2 separate regions of the Mus musculus genome follow, and region 2 is linked to region 1. Evidence: chromatin loops called from intact Hi-C (ENCODE). Cell type or tissue: left cerebral cortex. All regions are shown on one strand. Links, peaks and the distances in the headings refer to the core of each region. The heading gives the core; the rest is flanking DNA.

What was found. Hi-C counts contacts between places; a loop is a spot of excess contacts. Peaks named below come from ENCODE experiments on the same cell type or tissue, not always from the same donor. Only the 100,000 strongest peaks of a DNase experiment are listed, where the experiment ranks them.
Region 2: a loop joins it to region 1, with 2.6 times the contacts of the local background. A loop is called at or near these places in 1 of 42 quality-filtered maps.

Annotation. Positions count from the first base shown.
Region 1 is chr1:93,499,112-93,514,091 of GRCm38, reverse strand. It overlaps Septin2 (septin 2), which reads right to left. Exons shown (of 13, transcript NM_010891.2): 6 at 14,946-14,980; 7 at 14,702-14,819; 8 at 13,533-13,634; 9 at 12,440-12,585; 10 at 10,574-10,657; 11 at 8,491-8,548; 12 at 7,010-7,129; 13 at 4,359-6,379. The coding sequence ends at 7,028. It overlaps Farp2 (FERM, RhoGEF and pleckstrin domain protein 2), which reads right to left and starts at 1,988. Exons shown (of 27, transcript NM_145519.2): 1 at 1,908-1,988. In left cerebral cortex, for the core only: a CTCF peak has its summit at 6,843 (motif pointing right); a DNase peak (open chromatin) is centred at 6,938.
Region 2 is chr1:93,766,719-93,781,698 of GRCm38, reverse strand. Atg4b (autophagy related 4B, cysteine peptidase) reads right to left here. Exons shown (of 13, transcript NM_174874.4): 2 at 13,545-13,646; 3 at 13,375-13,446; 4 at 7,831-7,929; 5 at 6,465-6,566; 6 at 5,999-6,071; 7 at 3,335-3,414; 8 at 788-981. Among named protein-coding and RNA genes, the nearest start is that of Atg4b, 19 kb to the right of the region's middle. In left cerebral cortex, for the core only: no CTCF peak of the experiment used is centred there; a DNase peak (open chromatin) is centred at 6,191.

The sequences.
Region 1 (14,980 bases), core at 5,880-8,379:
TGTAACCAAAATGATTGGCAGAATTTAGAGAAATCTGTTAATGTCTGAATACAGAAGGGGTTCATGTGACTAGAAGCAGGGGTGTTTGGAAAGGAGGAAACTGACAAACAGACATAATGGCGTCCTGCAGAATTACCCATGGATTCATCTCTGCTTAGGCAATGCTCCTCCCTGGACCCTACCCCTTTTCAAGTGGGATAACTCTGTGGAATCACCAAGTCTCTAGCTCTTCTTACAAATACCCAGGGCTAGCCTGCGCTGCCACTGACTCAGGTCGCCCTTTCACTTGTCAGTAACAGTTAATGAAGTACTTACTGGATGCAGGGCATCTTAGCGGCTTTGAAAAACTGATTCTTAGTCATGGCAACAAGCGTCTGAGGTAAATACATTCTAAACCCACTCTATGGATGAGGAACCTGAGGCGGGGCAAATGAGAGATACACCTGAGTCCTCTCTGTAAAGGAATCTGTAGGAAGGAACCTAACTCGATAATCACCATCTCTACAATGTGGCAGGGCAAGGACACCGGAGAAGCAGAGGTTTACATGGTTGCGGTATCCCAGAGAGTCATCCACAACCCCACCGGGCAAGGTCTTCCCGTGCTTTATTTAAAACGGGGCTATGCATAGGAAGCCATGGCGCACCCCTGTGCTCCACCTACACTCAGCCCTCAGGTGGCTGACAAAGGAGGATGACGGGTTGGAGGCCAGCCCGGGCTATGGAAACTGTCTCAACAAAAAACGGTGGGGGACAGGGATATATGAAAACTTTAGAACTGACAACGAAACAGCCACAAAGCGCTTCACAAATGCCTTCCCACGTCCCGAAACTCACAAAACTTTTATTTGGCCTACAAGTAAAGGTTACTTCATACCTCCCCATTTCAAATGACCTTTCCATCTTGCTAACACTGTGAGAATCTGTGCTGCTGATCATAATGCCGTCTCCACAAGACCGACTCTAATTCGGTGCTACCCACTAATTACCAAATATTTTCACAGTGGCCCAGTCAAAAACACCTCATGGAAACAGAACAAAGCTAGGGAGAAAGGCCACCCCTTTAAAGATTCTGTCCGGAATCTTAAGGCTCTCCATTCTTTCTCAGCACGGTGTATCGACATTATTTCCTTCACGAATGCCTTGTTTTCATTTCAATTTTTCATCACCATTACTGGGACATGAAAGAGTTTAAGAAATCACTGCCACGTGTGTAAATGGCAAAGGTGCTTATAATCTCGGATGAGTAAAAGGCAGTGGGCCAGTACTGTTTCTAGATCTTAGCAGAGTAAGAATATCCGAGTCTCAGTTCTGAAGGAAAGGCCGAGAAGAAAAAAGAATGCCCTTCTGGGCTTTCATTTGTGGCTCCGGGTGCTGCTTCCCAAGGTGCTTTGTAGAGCACTGGCCTGGGGGTGGGGGCGGTCTTCAGCAGGACATTCTTGTGGCCCTTAACCCATCACGGGACACTCAGTGTCCACGAGAGATGCTGAGACTCTGATCACCCCCCTTCCTCGACAGCTGGTCTCCACGTGTGCTGTTCCTGTCCTCAGTACTCTGCTGACAGCCTGGCTCCTTGGAACTCTGCAGCTCTCAGCCCTCCCCAGACTGCCCATCTACAAAAGCAACTCTCCAGCCAGTCCTCAGCGGACATCCAGACTGGACCCGAGACTCTCCCTCCCTTCGCCCTCCACCGACAGGCCGTCCACAGACGTGTGTTGTCAAACGCGGACTCTGGCGCGCCTCACGAAGGCCTCAGAGCCGGGCGTGGACTTTCTCTGGTGGACGGCCAGCCTCAGGCCTGGTCCGGCTCGGGTTCCGCTGAGGTCCGGCCAACGAAGGAAGCCCATGCCCAACCCAGCGCCCCTGCGCGGCTCGCTCCCCTCCCCCGCCCACGGCCGCCGCGTCCTCACCGTGCCACACCGGCCTGCGCCGCCGCCAGCCAGGCCTCCTCCACGTCCTGCGCCCGCGCCGCCCGATCCCGACAGCTAGCTGCTTCCCCGCCCCCGCCGCGCGTCCGCCGCAGCCCCGCCCCCCCGCGGACGCACCACCGATTGGCCTGCGGGCGGGTCCTCCCGACCGGCGCCTGCGAGCGCAGCACCTAGCTCTGATTGGTGATCACATGGGACAGGGCGGGGCGAGGGAGCCCCATAAAGTCAGAAGCAAAGCTGTGCAGCTTCTCCGCGGGTGCAACAGGGCTTCGGCGGGCTGTGCGTGTCCTCGGCCCTGGGAGGGGCTTTAGGACCTGAGGACTCTGTGCTGGGTGGGACTTAGGAAACCCGCGAGTTCTCCGTCTTAGTCTTCGCTTTGACAAGGCGACGGGAGGATTCTATCTTGGACGCAGCTTTGGAACAACGGGAGGACTACCCCAGACCTGGACTCTGGAATGCGGGTGGCCCTGGGCGGGACTTTTGGCACAGGGGCGGGTCTCAGCCTACAGCCTGGCTTTGGCAAGCAGGGCAGCCCCGATTCTGGGTGGGGCCTTGGACTTCAAGCTCGCGGGACTATTCTGGCATTCAGGCCTCCCTGACTACTAGGCTCTTTCCTACCTTCCATCCGTGGTGCCCAACCAGGGAATAGTGGAACCGTGGTCTTTAGGCACCAGCTGTTCCTAAAGGGACGCTTTTGAGGTGCAGGCTACGCTAAGAGTCCTCGAAGCCCTCGCGGTTCCTTTCTGGATTTGAGGCTTTCTGGAAATGAAAAATGGTGAGACTGGATTCTGGTCCTTCCACTTCAGACTTGCAGCAAACTCACTTTCTTCTTCCATTGGTTAAGCGAATGGGCCTGCAGGGAGCCAGCCCTTTGAACCAGTCTAGGCTAAATAAATCCACACAGGCCCCCAAGCGATTCATATAGAACTCTAGCCTTTGGCAATAAGTCCTTAAGATAAGCAGGGAGGGCCTCAGCCCACTGGAGGGTGGGTGGGTGGGGGGGCTCTCTGCTTCTCCAAGGCAACCTAGAAGCTCAGGCTGACTGGGTCTGCAATTTTAGTAGGCTTCCCAACTTCCTCCACCACCTTGGCTATCCCTTATTTGTAACCAGCCACTGCCATAGCCACTGACTGTGATGTCCATCATTAAGAAAAGGAACTGGGCCGGGTGGTGTCGCACGCCTTTAATCCCAGCACTTGGGAGGCAGAGGCAGGCGGATTTCTGAGTTGGAGGCCAGCCTGGTCTACAAAGTGAGTTCCAGGACAGCCAGGGCTATACAGAGAAACCCTGTCTTGAAAAACCAAAAAAAAAAAAAAAAAGAAAAGGAGCTGGACTGGACAAGGCAAGAATGAGGTTTGACATGAGCAACCTAGTGATTTAGAGAGCAGGAGCCTCATTTCCTAGTGTCAGTACGCTGCTTAGAGAGCAAGAGGATGAGAAAGACTCCGATAGTACTGGGTGGTCAATCCAGGGGTCATGCTGACAAACCGGAGTGAGGCCAGGCCGAAGAGATTGATCATCCACCCAGATTAGGATAAAGTTTGGGGTTATGTGGCTCTGCTCCCTTTATGAGTCCTGAGATCAAACTCAGGTTTGATCACGTTATGAGGCAAGTACTCTTAGCCACTAAGGCATCTCACCAGAGCAAATTCAGATTTTTAAAGTCACTTTCCTGGGCTGGGGAGATGATTTAGCTGTTAAGGGCTGCTCTTCCACAACACACAAATCCAGTTCCTGGCACCCACATGGCTGCTCACAACGGTCTCTAAGTCCAGTTCCAGGGGACCTGACACCCTCCTCTTCTAGCCTCCTTGGGTGACAGGCATACACATGGTACAAAGACATGCAGGCAGGCAAAATACTCATACACATACAATAAAAAGGTAGAAAAACGTAAAAATCTGAGCATGGTGGTATACATCTTTAATCTCAGCACTCCAGAGGCAAAGAGAGAGATAGTAGATTTCTTTGAGTTGGAGACCAACCTGATTTACATAAAGAGTTCCAGGTTAGCCAGGCTACAAAAGTGAGTCTGCCTCAAACACAAAAAAAACTCCAACCAATACATAAACAAACATTTTAAAAATTAAGACTGTTTTCCTAATTCATCTCTCTTCTTACAAATATGGAGAATTAGAAATATATTTGGATCACTTTTACTTCCCACTATGTTTAACAGTTGTTGCTTCATTTTCTAATTAGTAAATTTACCTATGAAGTCTTACTGTCCATTTTATCAAGTAGTCTGCAGACAATCTGATAACCTGTACAGCTATAGGATTTCTTTTGGAGTATCTGGGTTATCTCTGATGAAAATATACGCAGCACGCCTGCTATTAATACAAGTAACATCTTGCTCTGATATACAGTTGTAATAGGGGTCTTGAATCTTCACAATGGCCCGCATACTTTACTCAAAAAGAGGACTACTCATTTAATATCTAAACAATAGTGCTTTATTGAAAAAGGTTAATTTAAATGGATACAAAGTTGAAGTGTGAAATGTTTTCAAAATACATTTCTACAAGTACAAGTTACTTCTTAGTGAAAGAGCAAGTATCTGTTAGCAAAAGCAGTAAAACTGAAGGGGGTTAGAATTGTGGCTGCAAGACCTCACAATCCACACTGCCAATATTAGATGTCAGCTGACCCGAAGTAGCACCTTAACTCAAAAACATGGGACTCACACCGAATACTTGGGAATTCTTTCATTTTTTTGTTTTTAAATTTTTCTCCAACAAACTTAATGTCAAAATAAGCCAAACAAAGGACTGCATGGGTACTCTAAAGTCATTGACGCTTTTCTTGATAGGAACTTCACACAATGAACTTCCCTGATCACTCACAGTGATGCAATGTGAAGAGGCAAAGCGAGCAAATGTATTTTTCCTCATTAAATTTATAAACAACCATGCTTAAGCTTCATCTTATTAGTACTACTGAGTTTTGGACTGAATTAAACGTAAATCCCTGCCTCATCATCAATCAAGTCCTTCCTCCTGCAGCAAATGAAAGCACACAGTTAGCACCTGCTTTGCTTCTCCACACCACTGCCTCCTTCACCTGCCCCTTCCCTTCTAAGGTCACTGCCTGACATTAGAAGACAGGGTAGAAGAGGGAAGTGCCAGAATATAAACCAGGCAGGACTCTGCTTGCCTGCTTGGGGCACAGATCTGAAAAGCCTTTCGTTCATGGTGTGAAGACATTTATACTACACACACTGAAGAAAATGACAGTGCCTGGAAACAGATGAGACAGTCTGCACATAAAAAACCCAGCACTGCTATTTTCCTTTCAATAGAAGGATCACTGAAAAGGGGAAGAGTTAGACGAAAACCTGGCAGGCATCTGGGCTTCAAGTGGCCTTTTGTTCAAGAGCACCACCCAATCACAAGCCTGGGGTTGGATCCATGCCAGCCAAGGACTATGATTTCCACTGCTATGACCTTTTGCACCTAGTTATAGAAAGTACATTAAAGTGCAGTATAAAATATAAACATTTTGGTTTCTTTAAAAAAGTATTGCCTTTTTAGTTGAGTAAAAAGTTTACTGACTCTTCCTTATAAAGAGTCTTGTTACAATATGAAGCTGGAGCTCATAGCTGCTTTGGTTCTCTCCACAGCATAGCATAATCAGCATCCACAGTATAAAAAGTCCTTGTAGTGAGCTTTCTCTACAGAGGTTTGAAAATGATCTGGCACTAGAATCCAGAGCTCTTAAAATTCAACCCTGAAATCCTGCTTTTTAAAAGCTATTTAAGTATAAACATGTATCTCATTAGATAACTCTCTTCTGTTCTACCTGGTTAACAGATAATTGTGCAGATGAATAAGCCGAATGAACTACAGCAGCAAAATTGGTTTTAGGTGTTCTGTACAAATATAAAGTTAACAATGTGACTTCAATTCTAGTAAGCAAATAATTTGCCACCAAGTATGCACAACCACTTCTGTCACAGGTACATCAATGTCCACCACACAGGAACATTCTGAGCATAAAAATGTCTAGATAGAAATCAAAGAGTACTTGTCAGTGATTAGTCAGGCCAGCTATATCATAGAAATTCACTATTAAGAGTATACATGTTGACTGATTCTTAGAAATAAATTCTAACATTAGTGGTTCAGGAGGAATAAAATATCAGAGTTTTCCTTACAAAATTTAAAGTGTAACAATGAAATATAAATGTTAAAAGTACTTCATACCAAAGGAGTTGGGGGGTTGAGGGCAGAAAAAGAAGGAAAAGAAAAAAAGAGTAAAAACAAAAACCACCAAATGTTAAAAAAGAAAAAAAAAAAAAAAAAAAAACCCCAACCAAACAAAAAACAAAAAACAACCAACTGAAATCCTCAGACACAGGTGCTTCATTGTGGATGGGTGCCCTTCCTTCCACAGGGCTAAGAACCTTGATGCTGTAGCACTTATCAGGAAGTCTTTCTTATCCAAAGTGTTTCCTGGAAAGTAAAAACAAAACAATTTAAATGGAAGTGATGCATTTGTTTCTTACAGCACTGGCAATCCTCCCTCTGCAGAACAAAGGGCATAAACTGAACTAAATCAAGATGCCTTTATGAGGTTTGTGGAAACTGACAGATACTGTAAAACAGTGCTCAGAATTACATCAGATCACAAATCTGAGTGACACGCCAATTTTCAATGGTCACAGCACGGTTGCCTGAGAGGCCTAGAGGTCTACACCTAGGTGGCCCTTATCTAATGGCACTGGTTCCTCTTTCTGGCACCTTTACTATTTTTTTTCATCTGCAGAAGACTTTAATAAATTAAGAAAGTTCTTTTTAAAGATGTTTCCAATATTAAAGAGTTTCCAACACTATTACTAATAAAAATTTTAATTTTTCTTTAACATATTTAATTTTTTCTTTACCATAAACTATATTGTAACATTAGAAAATAAGAATATCTTTACTAGACAGTAGGTGGCAGCAGAGACTAGTTTCTGCTTTTCAATGAAAGGTTACTAACACAGCTAACAGCAGCGGACTTGAGAGAGAGGAGCCCATAGTCATAGGGGAGTCACAGTCATGGCTGAGCTGGCAGTGAGCCCGCCCTCCCTCCCCACTTACCAATATGAAAGCTCGGCCTCACACATGCTGCCCGAGAGCCCCGCTGTCACTGTCACCACCCTGCATCTGCATCTGCATCTGCGCTTGCATTCTTGCAATCATCTCTTGCATGCGGCGGAGCTATGAACAGTACATGTCAGATACAACGTTGGTGTTGTCATGCATTAGTTTCCATTGCTTTTCTCAAACACATGTTCAAATAAACCTTATAAACCAATATAAAAGAATCAACTATAAAAAAACCCATGTAAATGACAAAATTTATGATTCAAATGAGACAGAAGTTATCAATAAACAGAATCACTAAAGACTAGTAAGACAATGAGGCAAAAAGAAAGCCTGCTATTACCCTTTGGAGAACACAAAGGATGAATCATCTTTTCTGCTCAGCAACAAGGTCTTAGCTATGAAAACAAAACTTTTCCCTTATTAATTTTTTATTATTTTTGAGACATATTATCACTAGCTCAGGCTAGATTTAAACTCCCTCTGTAGCCAAGGATAACTCTGAACTCCTAATCTTCCTGTTCCTACTTCCCAAATGCTGGGATTATAGGAAAGAGCCATCATGCCTAGTTTATGCTTTGCTGAGATTGAACCCAGGATAAGCATCACCAACTGACCCACATCCATTGTTAGACTCCTTAACAATCGCTGCCACTGAGGTCGGTATATGTTCAGAAGGGCTGCAGGCAAGGACTCTAAAATATTTACTCACGTGTTCTTTAGGTGGCTTTGTGGTTATTACAAGTATCTTATCCACACAGAATTAATTTGATCAAAGAAATTATTTCTTTTTCTTTAGAAAAGGCTGTCCTCTTGTGACCACATCACCACTAAATAAACTGCATCATTTTAACTGGCAGTGTTCTATAGTCCTGATCAATTGCTAGCTGGCTATTTGGGTATCAACTGTTCTGTAGTCCAGTTCTCAATGAGCTCCCTGTGCACCACATACTTAGTTACGCCTTCAAACATTGCAATTACATTACCAAACACCCCTTAGGAAAGGAAAGAATACCACTCTGCTAGAGTATTGTTCACATGGTTCTAAATTCAGAGGTTTAGAGGACTGAATTCTTATACTGACTGTCCTACCCACAATGTAGTGTTTTAACCTCCACTATCTTATTAGCAGCACAATCTCATTTCTTCTTCCAAGTAAGACATATATTTCTACCCTATTTTTGCAATGGCAATTCATTATGTTTCCCAATTGGTTATTCTCTACATATAGAGAAAAAGACCTTTGAACAGTTTATAAAAAAAAAAATTTCAGTCATATAACCTTTTATTGTTAGCTAAACTGCTACTTGAGATTGAATGAGGCAATACATTTTAAAATATGTATACTATGTATTTACATGTATTTTAAAGATTAGCAAACAATGCTTCAAAAAGAAAGGAAAAACTATAATTAACTATGAAAATTTTGGATATAAAACAGCTATAGATTCTAGAATACAACCATTCTACTTTACCTCAGCCTCCTTTTCAAGCAAGATCTGGTCTTTATTCATGTCCTCATTCTCTACTTTCCTAAGGGTAAAAAAGAAATTACAACTTTAATACTACAATACTGTATTTCTGAATAGAGATAACAGACAGACTTTTATAATCCTGAAGAACTCTGCTTTATATTTATTTGCTTTCTAAAGGTCTCTGGCCAGCTTGAGCAGCGCAAGCATGGCTCTGGCAGGCCTTGCCCTTCCCACTCCTATGCCTCTGTAAACCACAGATTACATCCCTAAAGCTCTCCATTCAAGTCTGTTCCCTTATTCAGACTCTTTCTTATGCCAGATTCATTCCTAAGGCTGACTACTAACATCCAGTTATCAAAGCATTGAAGCCCAGCCATCAAAATCCCCCTTTGGTTCATCTAATTAACACGCCCAGTCAAAGCATCTGAGCCCATTCTAATCCAGACCTCCTTTTCTCCTCTTAAAAATTGAACCTGCAGTTTTTCTGTTGGAGCCAGATAGCAGAAACTTTTACTTTTCTTTCTTGTTTTCTCTATGTGAAAATAAGTGTTTGGGTGTGGTTTGTGCCTAATCCAGGTTATGAGGGGAGCCCCCCCACTGTGTGTGTGCGGGTCCCCTTCACTTAAGGCCTTTTAAAGACATGATAATTAAGAGAACACAGGAAGAAAAAGAAGACAAAACATGAAACTGGAAATTCAGAAGACTTATTTCTGTAAGGTGGAAAGATGACTTGCCTTTGTCTTACAGTCAAAAGCAGCAGGTCTAAGCAAAAGAAGGGTCCTGGTTTAGGTAAGTCCCCTTCATGACTACGCTGTGAATAAACCATTACACCTAAAGAAGCCAAAAGAAGCTGAGTGAACAGAGCCTGGCACACAGGACTGAGGAAAGCTCGCTGATAACACCAACAGTTATGCTAGTAAAAGCCTTTCTTAATTAATATATTTCCAAATTAACATCTCAAAAACTATTTTATTATTTATGTGTGTATGTGAGTGTCTATATATAAAAATATGTGCATATGAATGCTGGTGCCCTTAGAGTGAGAGGTGTTAGATTCATTGGAACTTAAGTTACAGGTACTTGTAAGCTTCCTAGAGACATGGTTTTTCAGGTACAATTGGGTCACAAAGCACATCTCTCATATGTGATGGTTTGTATATGTTTGGCCCAGGGAGTGGCACTATTAGGAGGTGTGGCCTTGTTGGAGTAGGTGTGTCACCGTGGGTGTGGGCTAAAGACCCTCATCCTAGCTTCCTAGAAGCCAGTATTCTGCTAGCAGTCTTCAGATGAAGATGTAGAACTCTCAGCTGCTCCTAACACCACGTTTGCCTGGATGCTGCCATGTTCCCACCTTGATGATACTGGACTGAACCTCTGAACCTGTAAGCCAGCCCCAGTTAAAGTCCTTATAAAGAGTTGCCTTGGTCACGGTGTCTGTTCACAGCAGTAAAACCCTAACTAAGACATCATACAAATACACTAGGACTACAAAAGAGACAAAGTGAATGGATCTGGCCACATGGAGTCTGTAGAAAATAGAGCTGTTACTCCAGTGACACCTATGGTGATCTTACCTTCCAAAGCTCTCAATGGCAAGCAAACCCATCATTTATTTATAAACACAGCCATACTTCCACAAAAGTACCAATGCAAGCCTCTGGCTCTTCCATCTAAAGCTGTTTGTTTAAAAGAAATGCTTTATTATTATTTACTTGTATGCATTGCCTGCCATGCACCACATGCATGCCAGAAGAAGGCATCAAATACCCTGGAACTGAGAGTCACAGTTGTGAGCTGCATTGAGGGTGCTGGGAATTGAACCCAGGTCCTCTGCAAGGGGAGCAAGTGTTCTTGCCTCCAGAGCCATCTCTCTAGCCTCTGAACTTGTTCTTTATGTACATGTTATGAATGTCTCTTTTCCGTCCCCGCTTCCACTTGACTGAATTAACAATATTCTTTTACAGTGATACAGTGATTGAACAGAAAGTACATTTTTTTTATGATCAAGAAATCCCAGTTATACACATGAAAGACAGGAGAATGAGACTCAGGGAACATGATACTGGGAAGACAGTGTGACAACCTGCCGCCTCTCTTCAGCCTCTCAGAACGGAAGTTTTCATAGTGAAGGTCTTGGGTCACTTCCTGTAGGTCCTGCATGTGGGTGCTAAAAAGGAGAAGAAATGTAACAAGGGATTCAGGATATGGCAGTCTCGAGGGCAACAACAGCAATATTCTAGACTGAAACACATGGAAAAAAGCCAGTACTGTGAGCCCGGATAATTATTTGGTAAACTTCACAGTTTGCTGGACTCTCAGGTAAGAAAGCTCCTTTGGAACTACAATAAGCTACAACACTAAGACCTTGATAGAGAATACTTTCTCCTTGACACTGTCATAGGCACTACAAGACACACTACAAAGCCATTAGCACTGGAGGGATATGGACACAAAAGAGATTCAGGAGACTTTTTTGTAAATGATAACTGAAATATAACACTTTAATTCTCTAAAAGATCTTATGAAAAATAGACAATTCTAATAGGTCTCTGCCTAGCTTTTTTTATTTCCCAAATGTTACTCATTTAAAATTGTGTAGAGAACATAACACATTCCTATTTAGGAAAACAGTATGAATGTGGATAAAAGGGTAGTTGGATCTTCTTCACTTTAAGGAAGGCACAACTTGCATAACAGAGAAATATCACACCTACTGTGCAACACTGACATTCCCTGAAGGACAGGGCTAGGACAGCCAGCTGCTCAGCACTGCAGACAAGTATGTCTTAGCACTCTCAGAACTATTATGCTACATCTGTAATAACTTAAGATGGCAAAATCATACTGGTTCTCATTCAGTAAATAGCCTAAGTATGCAGTAATTTAACTAATCAAAGTATTAGTTTATTCAGATTACTTCTCTTTGAACTTTTTTCATTAAAGAAGTATATTTTATAGAGAAGTACAAGAGTAAAGCTTGAACGTTTCAAGAAGAAGTGATGGAGAGAAGGAAATTGTTTAGTATATATAGTAAATAGGTGCTAAATACATTATACCTCAAAATATGTATAAGCACATGCTAATAAAAATAAAATAGCTTATGCTGTCTCACCATATGATACCCTCTGATTCATTTTAACATAGTGAGAAGAACTTGACCAGATGTTAACATTCTAGTTTCCAGAAAGAGACAAATGGGCTTCCATACTTACAAGATAACAAAAACTAGACCAAGACATCTTAAGCTAATTGACACCCGTAACATTTACAGTTTTCTAGGCTAATGGTGAAGCAGAGCTGCTGATTTACTGGCTGTAGCATTAATAGACTCTGGGGCTCTCGCTTTGTTTGCTGGGCAATAGCCAAGATCCCATAGGTTCTCATTTCCTCTAGTAACAAACCTGCTATTGGAGAGACAGTGGTTAACTTGTAAGTGTTCCATATCTGTGACACTGTCACTCAGAATGTCTTTCCTTGGTCTGTTTGTATACATGTGTGTTTGGGTGCTTGCACTATCCAGAAGAGGGTGTGCAGTCACCTGGGACTGTTGTCATAGGTGGTTGTTGAGTACCTGAAATGGGTACAGTGGCAGCAAGCAGTTTTAACTGCTGACCCATATCTGAGGCCCATTTCATTCTTCTTTTAAAACTTAAGAGTTCAATAGACTATATCCTTTTTTTCCATACTGTTGTCAAAAGTCATCACCCTTAATTTAAAAACGATTCAAGAGGGGAAGGCATACTTAAAGTTTACATTTATTTAAAGGGTGGACAGCAAGAAGGGCAAGTACTATAAAATCCTAGGAGAAAGAGATTCAACAGAGACTGAGTCCCAATAAAGACCCTCAGTCCCAACTGCAATGGTCTTCTTAGTCTGCAATAGAGGATACCAGTTTCTGAATGTCCCCACTCTTCATGGTCTGCCCTAGTGAATACGCCAAATGTCTTACATGAGCATCGTTCTCAGCTTCAGAAAGTCATTGTGTTCTGGGTTCTCCACCTCTACAACACCCCATGGGTAGAGACGGCCTCTAACCTTCTTGCCTTTGGCTTCAATCAACTGGTTGGAGCCAACCACAGAGAATGGGATACTGGCCTAGAAAAAAACCACAAGGTAGTAGAGAACAATGTTCACTGTAAACCAAGGATACAGAAATGGCTCACTGCTAGCTGGGCAGTGGTGGCGCACGCCTTTAATCCCAGCACTCGGGAGGCAGAGGCAGGTGGATTTCTGAGTTTGAGGCTGACCTGGTCTACAAAGTGAGTTCCAGGACAGCTAGGGCTATACAGAGAGACCCTGTCTTGAAAAACAAAAAACAAAAACAAAAAAAAAAAGAGAGAAAAGAAAAGAAAAGAAAAGGCTCACCACTATTTACAAAGTTGTTTTGTTTTGAGAAAGGAAAAAAAAAAAAAAAAGAGAAAGGTCTCAATACATAGTTATAGATGGCCGGGAATTAGCTATGTAGAGCAGACTGACCTCCACTTCACAGTGATCATCTATCATCTGCCTCTGCATCTCCCAGTGTCCCCAGTACTGATATTAAATGGGTGTGCCAGAATGCCTGGCCTTAACTACATCTGACTGAGTGCTAAACGGATATACATTTTACTTACACAGACTAGTTATTTCTCACATGGACAGAGTCTAAACAAACCAATTTTGCAATGACATTTCTTTTCTTTTTTTCTTTTGTAGATTTATTTAATTTTCTTTTATGTGCATTGGTCTGAGGGTGTCAGAACCTTGGAACTGGTGTTACAGACAGCTGTAAGCTACCATGTGTGTGCTGGGAATTAAACCCTGGTCCTTTGGAAGAGCAGACAGTGCTCTCTTAACCACTGAGCCATCTCTCAGCCTGCAATGACATTTTCAATTCTTAAAACTTTCATAAATATGTTGATACCAAAATATATTACTGTAATATGACCTTCCCAATCTTCTGTCAGTGAAGCTTTCTTAGCCATATGTGTCTTTTAAAATATGTACACAAGAAAGCAGGGAACAGGAATTGTTCATGCTGCATGTCTAAAGTTAGCTCTTACCTTGAGGAGTCTAGTCTGCTCCTTAAAGTCTTCATCTTCATCTGACTCTGCATCAGGTAAGTGATAGATTTTAATGCTATGCTCTTCAATTTCATCCAAAATCTGGAACAATAACAAAACTAGAATCAATTTTAGTTAAGGACATATTATTTTAACTAGGTAACTCATAATTGAAATTTACAAGAATTATACTCAGGAAGCAGAGGCAGAAACAGACATCTGCAAGTTTAAGCCAGTTTGGTGCACATGGCAAGTTCCAGATAGGCCAGAGCTACATAGTGAGATTCCCTTAAATAAAAATACCCAAAACAAAATCCACTAAGAATCATTTGTGTACCAATGGCCAAATAACTGATAAGAAACAGCCAAAAAGGCTGTTTGGGAGTTTTTCTGTCTGTAAGAATAACAATAATAGTAACAATTATAAACACTCACTTTCAACATAAAAAACAATAGGAATACTAGTAATAGCCTCAATACAGCAGCTAAGCTGAAAATACTCTCACAATCATCTACCAAGACAAGAGCCAGAGGCCAAACAGACACTATAAGCACCTAAAAGTTCATGGGCAATACAGGAGTCTCACACATAGTCACTGAATGGGAGGAAGAATATATTATGCAGGCAAAAAGAATTTTGAGAGTAATCCCAGCACTTGGTGGCAAAGGCGAGGCCACTGTGATCTACATGGTAAGTTCCACAACAGCCAAGGCTACACTGAGAGACTGTCTCAAAGTATCAAAATGTATTAATTGATTAATTGATTAATCTTGAGCTGGGCAAGGTGGCATATGCCTCTAGTATCTTAAAAAAAAACAAAACCAAAAAACCACACAGGTGAAGAGAGACAACACTTCCATGTCACATCACTCAACTTAGTACTTGTGGGAGCTCCTTGTACTCACTCAGCCACGTCCTACTCAATGAGGTTCTTTTTATCTAAGAGTGTTAACTATACAAATTTGATTCTTCCATGAGGATGAAAATAAAAAGAACAAAAACCCTTCAAACCTTACAAATACTCTTTGAGTTCCAATACACAAAAAGAAATGAATTCTATAGTCCTGCCTCTGGCAACTCAGTTTAAATCTTTCTTCCTTCTACTTCCTGGGTAGCTGGCTCAAAATCCTGCTGAGAAGGCACAGGTGGCCATCTCCTTTCTACTCACCCTTTTCTTAAGCCGCTCACGCTCCTTCAGAGTGAGAGTGTCAGCTTTCGCAATGACAGGCACAATATTCACCTTATTGTGTATCGCTTTCATAAATGCAACATCTAAGGGCTTCAGTCTAAAAACAATGTTCAAATGCCACACATTTAGGGAAAGCATAGAAACATACCATTTTTCTTCACAAAATCATCTCATTCATATATTACAACATGCAAGAGGTTTCTGAGGTAAACAACTGACTCACCCATGTCCAAAAGGTGAAATGAAGTAGAAGCAACA
Region 2 (14,980 bases), core at 4,643-7,142, 270 kb before region 1:
CATCTGAGGACAGCTACAGTGTACTTACATATAATAAATAAATAAATCTTTTAAAAAAAAAAAAGAACTAAGGGTTGAGGCTTAATAGTGATGTGTTTGTGTGTCAAGTTGACAAGGGGTCAATTGTACTGGCTGGTTTTGGGTGTCAACTTGACACAGGCTGGAGTTATCATAGAGAAAGGAGCTTCATTTGGGGAAATGCCTCCATGAGATCCAGCTGTAAGTCATTTTCTCAATTAGTGATCAAGGGGGAAAGGCCCCTTGTGGGTGGGACCATCCCTGGGCTGGTAGTCTTGGTTTTATAAGAAAGCAGGCTGAGCAAGCCAGGGGAGGCAAGCCAGTCAAGAATATCCCTCCATGGCCTCTGCATCAGCTCCTGCTTCCTGACCTGCTTGAGTTTCAGTCCTGACTTCCTTGGTGTTGAACAGCAGTATGGAAGTGTAAGCTGAATAAACCCTTTCCTCCCCAACTTGCTTCTTGGTCATGATGTTTGTGCAGGAATAGAAACCCTGACTAAGACAACTTCCCTCAAATGGGTCAGGAGCCACAGGTTAAGAACCACTGCTCTAGAGAGAATTGGAAATACACAGGAAGAGCATAGAAGAAACCTGGGAGATCTGGGAGAGACAGAAGACCGGATGTCAGGTTCAGCAACAGGGTGAGTGGGCTTGAAGACCCTTTATAGAGCTATAGATATTTAAATTCTCAACATCACCTATAAGATCCAGCCTGACTCTTAGAGGTACAGCTAGCTGACCACACACTGAAATAGATGAAAAAGACTCACCTTCAGCGTCTCCACATAGGCCTCATTGATGTCTGTCAGTCCCAGGCGGAGAGGGATGAGAAGCACTAGTGGTCTCCAAGCCGATGGCCTGTTGGTGACTTCAGCTCCAGCAGGGAACCCATTACAGTGCCTCTCTGAATCAGTAGGAAGTGCAGCCGCCCCAACACAGGGAAGGTTGGCCCTGCATAACCTTCCTGAAAGGGAATACATATTTTTCATCAGCTAAGCAGAGACAGAAGTTATCCCCAAGGAGAAAAAATGTTTTAAAAACCAGGCGCTAAGGGGCTGGAGAGACAGCTCAGTGATTAAGAGCACTGGCTACTCTTTCGAAGGATGAAGGTCTGATTCCCAGCATGCACGTGGCAACTCACAATTGTCTGTAACTCCAGTTCCAGGTGATACAACACTTTCTTCTGGCCTCTGCAGGCACAAGGCACGCAAGTAGTGCACAAACACACAGGCAAAACACCCATACACACAAAATCATTTAAAACAAACAACAAAAATCCCAACTGCTTAAAATATAAGTAATTTTGAAAACAAAAATGTCCCTATTCAACGAAAAATTTTCTAGGGGCTGGACAGTTGGTTCACTGGTTAGGAATACAAGCTGCTCTTGCAGAAGATCCACATTCAGTTCTCAGCACCCACATAGTGGCTCATAACCACCCCTCATTCCACTTACAGGAGTTCTAATGCCTTTTGACCTACTTGGGTACCAGAAATGCAGGTAGTATGCATGCATACATACATACATACATACATACATACAAAACACGTATACACATTAAAAAACAAAAAAAGGAGAGAAACATTTTCTACACATAAAGATTTTTTTAAAATATCTCTATGGTTGTTCTGCCTGCGCGTACATCTGTGCACCATGTGCAAGCAGTGCCATCAAGGTCTCAAGTGTTGGATCTCCTGGAACTGGAGTTAAAGATGGTTGTGAACCACGATGTGGGGGCTGACAACTGAACCTCGGTCCTCTGAGTAGTAGCTTAGTACTCTTAACTGCTGAATCATCTCCCATGAACCATTTCAAATGGCATGGTGGTATACAGTTTTAATCCTAGCACTTAGCAGAGGCAGGAGGGTCCTCTGTGAGATTAGGGCCAGCCTGATGTACATACTGAGAGCCTCTCTCAAACAAGCAAACATAACCGTACAATATGGGAGAGCAGTATGTCCCACAGTGCATCTGTGAGAATCAGGGGCAGCACTGTGGAGCTGGCTCTCCTTCAATCTTTATATGGGCTCAAGTGATCAAACTCCCAGGTTTGCCAGAATGGTGTGGCACGTGGCTTTATCCAGTCAGCTGAATCATTGGCTCCCATGTGCAGCTTAAAGAAAACAGAAGCAGCAGCCATTTAGTCTCTGTAGTGTGGGCAGACCCAGGTCATGCAGACCCCTTTTCAGAAGAGCGCCAAGAAACAGCTTTTCTTCACCCTCCAGTATTTCTCTCTCTCTTTTTTTTTTTTTTTTTTTGGTTTTTCAAGACAGGGTTTCTCTGTATAGCCCTGGCTGTCCTGGAACTCACTCTGTAGACCAGGCTGGCCTCGAACTCAGAAATCCGCCTGCCTCTGCCTCCCAAGTGCTGGGATTAAAGGCGTGCACCACCACTGCCTGGCTACCCTTCAGTATTTCTTCTGTCTAAATGTAGGAAATGCAGCCTTCAATACACATCTGATTAGAGTCTGCTGGTGGTCAGACAACCCCGTACTGTGGAACACACACACACACGCTGCACATATACTCAGACACACACATGCATGAAAATAAAAAAAATTTAAAAAACAGGAAGATAACTTTTTAGATTAAGAGACTAAAAGTGGTAGTGATTCACTGAACTCTTTTACAAGATTGAACTTTCTAGGAAATAATCTGGAAATAGCCTGTAGGAAAGATTAATTAGCTATTGTCTTCTTTCAAAAAAAAATACTATTTATATATTTATTTGTTGTTTGAGACAAGGTTTCTCTGTGTAGCCCTGGCTATCCTGGAACTCACTTTGTAGACCAGTCTGGCCTCTGCCTCCCAAGTGCTGGGATTAAAGGCACTGCCATGCCCGGCATTCATTTTATTTTTATATATGCTCTGCCTACACATATGTGCATCACATTCATGTCTGGTGCCCCTGCAGATCGAAAGAAGGTATTGGAGGAAGTGGAGTTACACATTTGGTTGTGAATCACTCAAGTGTGCTGGGAAATGAACTTGGGTCTTCTCCAAGAGCAGTAAGTGCTCCTTACCTCCAAACCATCTCTCCGGCCCCCATCCCTCATCCCTTTATTGATACAGGGTCTCACTATGTAGTCCTGCCTGGCCTGGAACTTTGGATTGGCCTACAGCACACATATACACAAACAGCTACCCTGAATTCCTTTCTTTCCTTTAGCCTAGTGAACACAGTAAGAGATGGGTTTACAGATGTTTCACCTAGGCTTCCCCCCTGCTGGAAGTGCTGATGTTGCTTTGAAACTCTAACTCTCCAGCTGAGGTTCCCTCTTGGGCTGTCACCTACAACCAAAACCCTGAGCGACTTACTGATTTCCTCCATCACCACAGTGTTGTCCATTGCTATGTGAACAGCCAAGGAACTCCATGTGTCGAATACAGCAAGTTTCCTACAGAAAGCGAGAACACTCCCATGAGCCTTGTACAGCATGAGCATCACACCACAGCAGTGACAGTTGAGGCAGTTTCAAGGCTTAAGTCAAGGATCTGTCCAATGACTCAAACAGGAGGTGTGCTGAGTGTTGTACATAGAAGACATCAGCTGCCCTTTGTCAGGAGACAGTATGGACAGGAGCCCCTAGCTGGCATAGCAACTCAGGTCTCACCAGGATGGAGGCAGGTCCAGCTCACTGCTGTGCAGCTTCTCTTCCAACACCTTACACTGTGAACTGACAGCCCAGAAATCTAATGAACAGCACAACTGATTAGGAGGAAGCATGGCTGTAGACTTATGGCTCTGAAAGAAGAGCAGACAGCAGCCATACTGTGTAGAAAAAATGTAAACTGGGTGCTACAGGGATGGGGCAGAAGGCCTATCAATCAGTGAGAAGACAGAAGGCAAGAAGAGACATTCCCCAATGGAGACAATTACCAAGGATCTAAGCTACAAGGACCTGGTGCATCTAGTAAGAGAAGAAGCCGATGCTGGGAAGGCTCTAGAGCAGCAGTTCTCAGCCTTCCTAATGCTGCAACCCTTTAATACAGCTGCTCATGTCGTGACCCCCTAACCATAAAATTATTTTCCTTGTTACTACATAACTATGGTTTTGTTACTGTTATGAGTTGTCATGTAAATATCTGATATGCAGAATACCTGTAAGTTGAGAACCACTGCACTAGGAAAACCACACAAAGCCCCTTCTCGTTAATGAGAAACTTGAAAGGGGCTCAGGAGAGCTGGTATTTTCTCACTACTCATTAAGCCTGCCACAGCAGCAAGGATACAGACCCAGGAGAACAAAGCAGCACTTCCCTTGGCTGATATGTCAGTAAAGGCAAGCAAGAAGAAGCAAGCAAATAGAGAGGAAAAGGGATTTAGCTACAAAAGCAGAGGAGGCCAGGGACAGGAACAGTAAGCAGGGATAAGCAGCCTGACCTGCCATTTCCAGAAAGATGTAAATCCTAACACCAAGAGACTGCTCTTTGTCAGTGAAGACAGAAAAGAAGTGAGGCAAGAGATATGACCAAAGCATGATGGTGACCTGGTCAGGCTACTCAGAGCCACAGTGAAAGGTGGCAGCACCGGGGCGGCCCCGTAAATCCTACCACAAGCTAAAGGTGTGCAGTGATTGCAAAGAGGACCCCCCCATACTACACTCACATACTAAGGTTTGGTCCTCACTTGGTACAACTGTTTGGAAAGGACTAGGATAGGAGGTCCGGCCTCGCTGGAGGAAGTGTGCTACGGGGAGTAGGCTTTGAGACTTCAAAAGCTTATGTCATTTCCAATTAGCTCTTGCTCTGCCTCATGCTGGTGAATCAGATGTAAGCTCTTGGCTACTGCTCCAGTGCCTGCCCGCCTGCCGCAGTGCTCCTTGCCATGAATTTCAAGGTCTAACACTTTGGAACAGTGAGTCCCTAAATTGAAATGCTGTGGTTTTGTTTTTTATAAGTTGCCTTGGTCATGGCATTCTGTCACAGCAACAGCAAAGTAAAACAAGGCACAACTTGAACAAGGACACTAAAGGGGATAGAAAGGGTGTGCATGCCACTAAGAAACCAAACCAAGGACACACAGCCAGCCATGGCCTGGGATGACTGGGCATCAGGTACAGGGGAAAAAAAGCAAGTGTCTAGGTGGAGCCTATAGGAGATGGCCATTGCAGACACAGGGTAGGGTGGCAAGGGGACATTCAGGAAAAACCATAGCTAGAGACATATTTGGGAGATACTAGCTTTCAGCCCAACAGGAATAGGGCCCTCCATGAATGAGTCCTGGACATTGGTTCAGAGCCTTCTAAAGGCACTGAGATATTAAAGCACAAAGCCACAGGGAAAAGTGAATCAGGTCAAAAACAAAAACAAAACACACACTGCAGGGAGAGGAGCACAAGCAAGGAGGAAATGGCTCAGTGGTCAGAGCACCTGCTGCTCTTGCAGAGGACCCGGGGTTCAGTTCCCAGCACCCACAGAGCAGCTAACAACCATCTGTTAACTCCAGCTCCAGGGATCTAACAATGTCTTCTAGCCTTCCCTACATGCTTTGCATGTATGATGTGAACAGACATATGTGCAGAAAAACACTCATAATACAAAAATAATCTTTAAGAAACCACGGAGGCACAGAGGGTAGGAGGGGATAGGCAAACATTCATGAGGAACAAACTCTAACAGATTCTCAACAGCATGGGAAGGCTTATGACTTATGTGGGTGTGTCTGACAAACACACGAGGTAGAGGGCTCTAGCACCTGCAGATACAGTACCATAACTGCCATGGTCCCAGATCTAAGACACCCTCATTACAGATGGATTTGTATATCAAGACAGAGGACAGGGCCACACTAGGGCTCTGACCTAAACATGAATCCCAATCACAGAACAATTGGCATAGTCACCCAGGGATCTCCCCTGGGTCTATAAGCAAAGAATCGGAATACCTTAGTTCCTGTGCCAATAAGTACTCAAGGAGGGTAAATGCCAAGGAGAACTCATGCTGACCCCAAGAAGCAGAAGGGCTGGGCTCATTACGTACTTGAGGACCTGGGCAACAGTGTTCGGCCCGTACCACTGGCCTATAGACTTGCCTTCGCCAACTCCCATTTGCGCTGCAGGAAACAGACCCATGTTAGCAAACACATCCATCCCAAAAGAGAGAGTGTGTGTATGTGTGTGCGCCTCACTTTTGGTACATTAGTAAACGCTTCATAGAAAGGTCTGGGCAGGACTCCAACCCTCCTGAGAAAAGCAAAGCAAACCTTCCAAGAGGAGCCTAACTCCCCCAGGCTGCACAGAGTCACTCACTGCAGGCTGTACAGGGGAAGGACAGGCTTGGGTTTGAGCTAGTGCTGGAACACCCAGAGCAGCTCACAGAGACTAGAGACCAGAGAGTGGCCTAGAACCCCATTCTCCAACTCTGCGAGATTTAGAAAGCTCCTAAGGGAAGCCCAAGAAGTCTGCCCTTTGTACAGAGCCAACCCAAGGACAAACTTAATCCCCACCTATCTGATGGATGGAATAGTAGCTGTCCTTCCTGTCGAGGAAAGCATTGAGGACATTAAAGTAGCTGTCAGGCTGCCTCTTCCGCTGAGTCCACCTCCAATCTATTGAGAACAGAACACAGAAGGTTAGTTTGACCACTACATAACTAACAAACCTTCCACTTGCACAGTGTTCAATATTCAGATGACGTACAAGACTTTAATTTTGAACCCTTTTTAAGTTAGAAGTCAAATCTGCCAGGATTTCAAATGTATACATACTCTCTAATCAAAACAAATCTAGGCTGAAAACAGAAAGCTAATTTTCAAAAGAATAAACATTTATATCAATATAAAGCACAGGCATAGTGCTTCAGACCTGTAATCCCAGCTACTTGGGAGGCTAAAGCAAGATGCACTATTTAGTTTTATGTCAACTTGACACAGCTGGAGTCATTTGGAAAGATGTACAATCAATAAGAAAATACCTAGACAACACAGACATATACAAAATTCTTTTGAACATACTCTTTAACAATAATTGTCGTGGGAAGGTTGAGTGGTACCAATCCTGGACATGTAGTCCTGTCCTGTCTAAGAAAGCAGGCTGAGCAAGCCGCAAGGAGCAAGCCAGTAAGCAGTACTTCTTCATGGCTTCTGTTTCAGTCCTGCCTCTAGGTTCCTGCCTTCAATTCCTGCCCTTCCTTCCCTCAGAGACAAAGTGTGACCTGATGTAAAATGGAATAAGCCCTTTCCTCCCCATGTTGCTTTTGGTCATGGTGTTTTATCACAACAATAAAAACCCTAACTAAGACATAAAAGAACTGCAAGCTCAAGTTCTGCCTGGGCAACTCAGTAAGCTCCTGAATTAAAATACTAAGAAAAAAGATTAAAACTGTGCTGAAGCCGGCAGTGGTGGCGCACTCCTTTAATCCCAGCACTTGGGAGGCAGAGGCAGGCAGATTTCTGAGTTCAAGGCCAGCCTGGTCTACAGAGTGAATTCTAGGACAGCCAGGGTTACACAGAGAAACCCTGTCTCAAAAATAAAAACAAAAACAAAAACCTGTGTTGAGCACTGCAAGCTTCCTACAGAAAGTGAGATAACTTTCAAATGGACTTTCCACAGCATTTAAGTATGACCCCCTGGTTTTCACTGGCAAGGAACCGTGTACACACCCACACAATTTGTTGCTACTCAAGATTGAGCCTACAGCTTTGAACCTGATAGACAAGAACCACACAAATCTGTGTTTTGCCTATGACATGCTTTTTTATTTTGTCACCTCCCTGGGGTTGGGATTAAAGGCATGTGCCACTATGTCCAGCTTCTATGATGTGCTTTAACCATCCCTTACTACACAGATTCTATGTAAGCACTGTGACTCACCTCGACCTAAGTGCCGGCATACCAGGGCCTGGGCAAAGATCATCTGTCCACACCGAAGCATGCAACCCCAGCCTGTGTCTGAAGTAGGGCCAGTTCCCCCTGTGTGGAAGACAGAACAAGAAACATTCACAATCAGAGAGAGGCAGCTCCATACCACAGGCACTGATCCTCCTTATAAATCTGAACTTGTCAGACAAGGTACAACTCTGAGGACATATGCTGGGGAGTAGAATGCCCTAACAATTCTCTCCAGATGGGCAAAATATGTGAATGATCAGTCACATATCCAATAGGAACACCTGGCACACAAACAAGAATTCCCTTGATTACTTTAGAAGACACAGAATTAAAACTGGAGAACCATATCCTAGTACCAGAAAGCAAAAATTCAAGAGTTACATGATGTCCACTGTTGCTGACAGTAAGGATGAGGAAAGTCATTAGCAATGCAATGATTAACACAAACTCTGCATCTTTCAAGCTGAGTTGAGCCCCTCCACTAACGCCTACTCACTGGGGCTTGAAAGACTGACAAGAATTGTGGAGTCACTTTTAACATGAGAGGAATGGGGAGAATTCTCTCAGCAGTTCTTCAGGGAAAGGTCACTCAGTGTATAGCACAGTTGTGTGCAAAGAGACGAGAAAAAACTAAAATATCCTGATGGTGAAGCTCAAACTTGATGCCCAACAATATCAATGCCCCCTTTCCCTTCTAGCCTCCTTCCTCCCCTACCTAGAGTTGGAGAGTTGGAAAGGATAAGGGTGGAAAAGGGTGGTAGAAACAGGAACCCACAAAGTAGACAAAAAGACTGTTTATAGCCTATGTATGTAGTAATAAGAGGCAGAGATGTGATGCGAACAGTGAACAAGGAACTCAGGCGTTTTCTATTTCTATACCTGTCACCACAGCCCAAAAAGTCATCTTTACAATACTCAAGAAGCATACAGCCCATGCTTGGTTCTTAGGACCACGATGAGCTGCTTTAACTATAGCAGGCTAGTTTTGCCAAGTTGACACCATCTGCAATAACCTGGTATGAGCCCCACAGGAAAAGTGTGAATACTTGATCCTCAGTTGGTGGAAGTGTTTGGGAAGACGGGGCCTTGTTGGAAGAAGTCTATTACTGTGGGCAGGCTTTGAGGTTTCAAAAACCCAGGACATTTTCAGTTAGCTCTCTCTGCTTCCTACTAGTTAGACTGAGATACCAGCCCTTAGCTACTGCTCCAGTGCCACGCCTGCCTGCCTGTTTCTGTGCTCCCTGCCATAATGGTCACTGCAAGCATCAAGCCAGGCAAGGAAACTGAATTACAAAGAACTGAGAAGGAAAACTCAATTGAGCCCATCTTAGTCTGGATCAAGCTTCAAGTCTGATGCAAGCATTTATTGCCAGCATATTTAAACACAATTCAATCTGAAGGGAAAGTTTCCAGGCAACAATCATTCCAATTCCAGGTCCACAATAAAGCTTAAGGTATGACTACATGAAAACTACTTTGCAAAGTACATGTGATCATAAAGATGGGTACTATTATTGCTTAAAAGCCTAGAAGCTACTGCAGTCTCTGACTAAGATACCACAGAGATCAGGAGGCCATAAACTGCATCTCCCCTAAGGATGAGTTGTATTGACTGGGAGCTAAATATAAAGGTCTAGGGAGGGAGAGTCTGGAATAAACATTCTGGGGGAGTAGGCTGGAGTCTGCCTCTATGGATAGTGAAAGGCCATCTTCTCCCAGCTTTCTGGATGGAATGAAAATATTTTATTTCCTCCATGAGAAGATGCCCCCGTGTTTAACACTCCTGGTTAGGTGGTGCAACTTTTTTTTTTTTTTTTTTGGTTTTTCAAGACAGAGTTTCACTCTGTAGACCAGGCTGGACTCGAACTCAGAAATCCACCTGCCTCTGCCTCCCAAGTACTGGGATTAAAGGCGTGCACCACCACTGCCCGGCAACATTCTTTTTAAGTTACCTCAGTTGTGGTGTTTTGTCACAGCAATCAAAAAAAAAACTAAGGCACCCAGGAAGAGATCTCAATGAAGGTTTGTCTTAGTAACTGTTCCATTGCTATGATGTAATACCGTGACCAAGGCAACTTCTAAAAGGAAACATAACTGTAGCCTTGCTTATAGTGTCAGAGGGTTAGTTTATGAACACCATGGTGGGGAGCAAGGAGGCAGGCAGATAGGCATGCCACTGGAGCAGCAGCTGAGAGCTCACATCTGATCAAAAAATAGAGGGAGAGGGAGAGGGAGAGGGAGAGGGAGAGGGAGAGGGAGAGGGAGAGGGAGAGGGAGAGGGAGAGGGAGAGGGAGAGGGAGAGGGAGAGGGAGAGGGAGAGGGAGAGGGAGAGGGAGAGGGAGAGGGAGAGGGAGAGGGAGAGGGAGAGGGAGGAGAGGGAGAGGGAGAGGGAGAGGGAGAGGGAGAGGGAGAGGGAGAGGGAGACAGACTAACTAAGCCTAGCATGGGCTTTGGAAACTTATACACCTTCAACATGGCCACACCTCCTAATCCTTCCCAAAAAGTTTCACAAACTGGAGACTAAGCATTCAAGCAAATGAGCCTATGGGGCCAATCTCTTTTGTTTGGGGGGAGAGACATTCTTATTTAGAGCATCACAGATTTTTCTAGATTGGGCTGTCCTATGGGCACATCTACAAGGGGAGTCTTTATTACACTGATACTAGAAAACCAGCTTGAGGGGCTGGTGAGATGGCTTAGTGAGTAAGAGCACTGACTGCTCTTCCGAAGGTCCTGAGTTCAAATCCCAGCAACCACATGGTAGCTCACAACCATCTGTAATGAGATCTGACGCCCTCTTCTGGTGTGTCTGAAGACAGCAACAGTGTACTTATTTATAATAATAAATAAATCTTAAAAAAAGAAAAGAAAGAAAGAAAGAAAACCAGCTTGAAAGAGACCCCAGTCCCTGGGTTGGGTTCTACATTGTGTTAAAAAGCAAGTGAGCTGAGCACACAGGCGCTGACCAGTTCCTCTGGGCTTTCTGGCTATGGATATGCTGTGTTCAGCTGTCTCCAGTTCCTACTGCTGGACTTCCCTACAAAGATGGCCTAGCCTATAACCTGAACTCTGAGGGAAAATAAGCCCTTTCTCCCCAACTATGCTTTTGTCAGGGCAGTTTACCATAGCTACAGAAACAACACAGAGACCTTGCCTCACGGATGTTCAGAGCTGGCCACACAATGAAGGCTGCTCTCTAGCCATGGTGTCCTATCCAGCGTCCTGGCAGTCACTATTTACCATGTGGTCCCAGTTTTGTAACTTTGTGGTCCCAGTTTTGTAACTTTTTTAAAATTTATTTATTATATGTAAGTACACTGTAGCTGTCTTCAGACACCCCAGAAGAGGGCATCAGATTTCATTACAGATGATTGTGAGCCACCATGTAGTTGCTGGAATTTGAACTCAGGACCTTTGGAAGCACAGTCAGCGCTCTTAACCACTGAGCCATCTCACCAGCCCGTAACTTTTTTTTTAATGATGGTTCTTTAATGCTTTTACCTCCCTTGTAACCTACAACCTACTAAGGGAAGTGGTAAAGAAAGGATACAGGGAAGTGGACCTGTGTAAAAAGGTTTTTTGAAGCAACTGTCTGTGTTGTCTGGAAATCAGCAGTTCAGTTCACAGGTCAGCAGGCAACAGCAGCTTGATCTACTCACAAACACTTCACAGATACACCAGCAGTCCAGTTTGCTAGAGCTGGGTTAGCAACAGCAGTGACAACCTATCAGAGACAGCCAGGCCTCAGCTTTGGCTTCAGTCAGCAGGAGGGACCAGAAGAAATGCCAAGAGGAGCTCTTGGCTGTGCCTCTCTCAGGGAGAAGATCATCAAAGACTGGAGACCCACAAGTGTTACACACAGTGAGCTGTACCAACAAGTCAAGCTCTGTCTCCGTCACTCCGTGGAGTCCTATTTATACCCTCCAAGCATCACGTGTCCTCCTTGTGCATTGCCTTAGCATGTATTTTGTCATAGCACATGCATCCAATCAGCTTGAGTCCTTGGAAGCAGCAACAAACTGCAGTAAACCACCAGAAGTTTTTTGGTGTGATTCTCTCTATGGAGTCCTGACAAATGCAGCTCAACTATGCAACATAAGGCAGACTAATATATGTGTGTCGTTAATCTTTCATCATGTGTTCTTGTGATGGTTTGTATATTCTTGGACCAAGGAGAGGCACCATTTGGAGGTGTGGCCTTATTAGAATAGGTGTGACCTGGTTGGAGTAGGTGTGTCTCTGTGGATGTGGGCTTAAAACTCTTATCCTAGTTGCCTGGAAGTCAGTCTTCCACTAGCAGCCTTTGGATGAAGACGTAGAACTCTCAGCTCTTCCTGCACCATGCCTGCCTGGATGCTGCCATGTTCCCACCTTGATGATAATGGACCAAACCTGTAGGCCAGCCCCAATTAAATATTGTTTTTTATAAGACTTGCCTTGGTCATGGTGTCTGTTCACAGCAGTAAAACCCTAACTAAGACAGTCCTTTCACATGTTTGTTTTAGTAGAACATCTTCTCTCGTGTCTTCTTGAGCTAAATGTTCCTTCATGAGTCGGCCTTAGCTTTTCACACCTGTGTTCTCTTTAACAAAGGTTCCTTCACGTGTTTGCCCCAACAAAACACCATCCAACCGACTTTCCAAAGAACCCTAAAGTTTCCACTTCACAGTTTAGTTTCTATTTCTGTGATATATTAAATACTGTGACCAAAAGTAACATTTGGCTTACACATCCTGATCACAACCTATCACTAAGGGAAGCCGAGGAACTCAAATAGGACAGGAACCTGGAGGCAGGAGCTGAAACAGAGGCCCTGAAAGAATGCTGCTTATAATGACCTGCCCCATGGCTTGCTTAGCTTTTTTTTTTTTTTTTTTTTTTTTTTAAACAAAACTCAGGCCTACCTGTTCAGTGGTAATACCAGCCACAGTGAGCTATTCCACCCCCAACCCCATCAATCATTAGTCAAGAAAATGCTCATACTTACAGGCAAATCTAATGGAGGCATTTTTGTGTTAAGTTTTACAAAAGAAAAACAAACAAAAGAACCTATCCAGCACAGAGCCTATCTCAAAAACAATCACACAACCAAACAACAACAAAATTATTGTCATGATTCTTAATCCAGTGACACGTTGCCAACAAGGAAATAGAAAGCATATGCATTTCAATACTTGAGCTGGGGCGACAGCTGAGTGAGTAAAGAGTTTGACATGCCTGTGCGAGGACCTGCATTCAATTCCTACAACCTACATGTAGCTTAATGCAGCGGCACACTTCTGAATCCCAGAGCTCCTACAGAATGATGAGAGGAAGAGACAGGAATCCCTGGACGTTCCTAGTCCAGCTAGACTGACATACACAGGGATGAATAAGAGCACTTGTCTCAAACAAGGGGGAAAAGCAAGAACTGAAGGCCTAGGTTGTCCTTTGGCCTACATTCATGTGGCTATACCCCCATTTCACAAGACACAGAGATTAAAAGCAAATGAACCAAAGCATTTGAAAGAATAAAGATTACTCACCAATAGCTGGAAAGTTTCTCCTGTATGTAAACCAAAGTCTGGATGCAACATCAGACAAGATTTCGTCCTTCTCTAATTATTTAAAAGAAAAGACAAACACAAAGTGAGAGGCAGCAGACAACTGCCATCTCAAGAGTTCTGCAGAGTATTTTGAGCCCAGAGGACAATACCTGTGAAAATGCTGTATTTTCTGCCCAGAATCCAAACAGGCTCTGAGGTCTCAGGGAAATCTTCAAATTCAGCAAACCGGAGAGTATCATATGTCAAAGTGGCTGTGGAAACCATAGAAACACATTTGTCTGATTTCACATGGAGACCATTGTATGTTGGGGGTTGGTTCTAATGCTTTGAATTGATTGGTTCCCTAATTGGGAATCTGCATGTCCAGACACTAAAAGTCCTTGCTCCGAATCGGTTTTTGATTGATCAATAAAGACGCCAATGGCTGGGCAAAGGGAGATGAGACGGGACCCTTAGATTTGTGCAGGCTAGGATGCGGGGGAGAGGAGAAACAGAATCACCATGGGAGTGGAGACGGATCAGATTTATAGCTGCAGAGGGAAGATAATCCAAAACCTAGGAGAAGGAAAGCTCCCCCCACCCCCAGGAAGGGTCACCCTTCCATCTTGGGCAGCAAAGACCAATGGGCCTCAAAGAAGGTAACAGGGCAGCAAAGTTAAAGGTAGATTTAGAAGATGTTGAGCCAGGAGTACCAGAGGGAAAAGCCACAGGAGGATTAAAACTTCCCAGCCTTTGAGTAGCCAAGGCATTTCAAAAAATAAGCTATGCAGGGCAGTGGTGGCGCACGCCTTTAATCCCAGCACTTGGGAGGCAGAGGCAGGTGGATTTCTGAGTTCGAGGCCAGCCTGGTCTACAAAGTGAGTTCCAGGACAGCCAGGGCTACACAGAGAAACCCTGTCTCGAAAAACCAAAAAACAGGGCTTGTGAGATGGCTCAGTGGGTAAGAGCACTGACTGCTCTTCCGAAGGTTCGGAGTTCAAATCCCAGCAATCACATGGTGGCTCACAACCATCCATAACAAGATCTGACTCCCTCTTCTGGATTGTCTGAAGATAGCTACAGTGTACTTACATATAATAAATAAATGAATCTTTAAAAAAAAAAAAGAAAAAACAAAAAACAAAAAACAAAAAATCAGCTACTGTGTGTGTGTGTGTTTCATTCAAAGATCCAAAGAGTTCCTGGGTGAGTGGCTGGAAGCGCGACCCGCCCCCGCCGAGAGAACAAAGCAGTGTAGCTAAACTCCATGCTTCAAGTATACCATTTCTGTACTAAAGATTCTTGCAATACCTGCATCTTTCCCTAATAGCCACAAGCAAATATATGAGCACACATGACAGACAGTCTGCTAAACAGTTGCTCTGATAAAAGTTAGGGATGGAAGTTTGACAGCTGACAGGATAGGAAGAAACTTTGGGTTGGGATCAACATTAGGAAACAGGAGCAAAAGACTCCCCCTCAAGGAAAAAAGGTAAGCTCTTGGTTATTTGAGACTTAAGACTTAAAAATTTTTTTTTTCCTTTACCAAACAGGGTCTCTACATACCTCTGACTGTCCTGGAATTTGAAATGCAGACCAAGCTGGT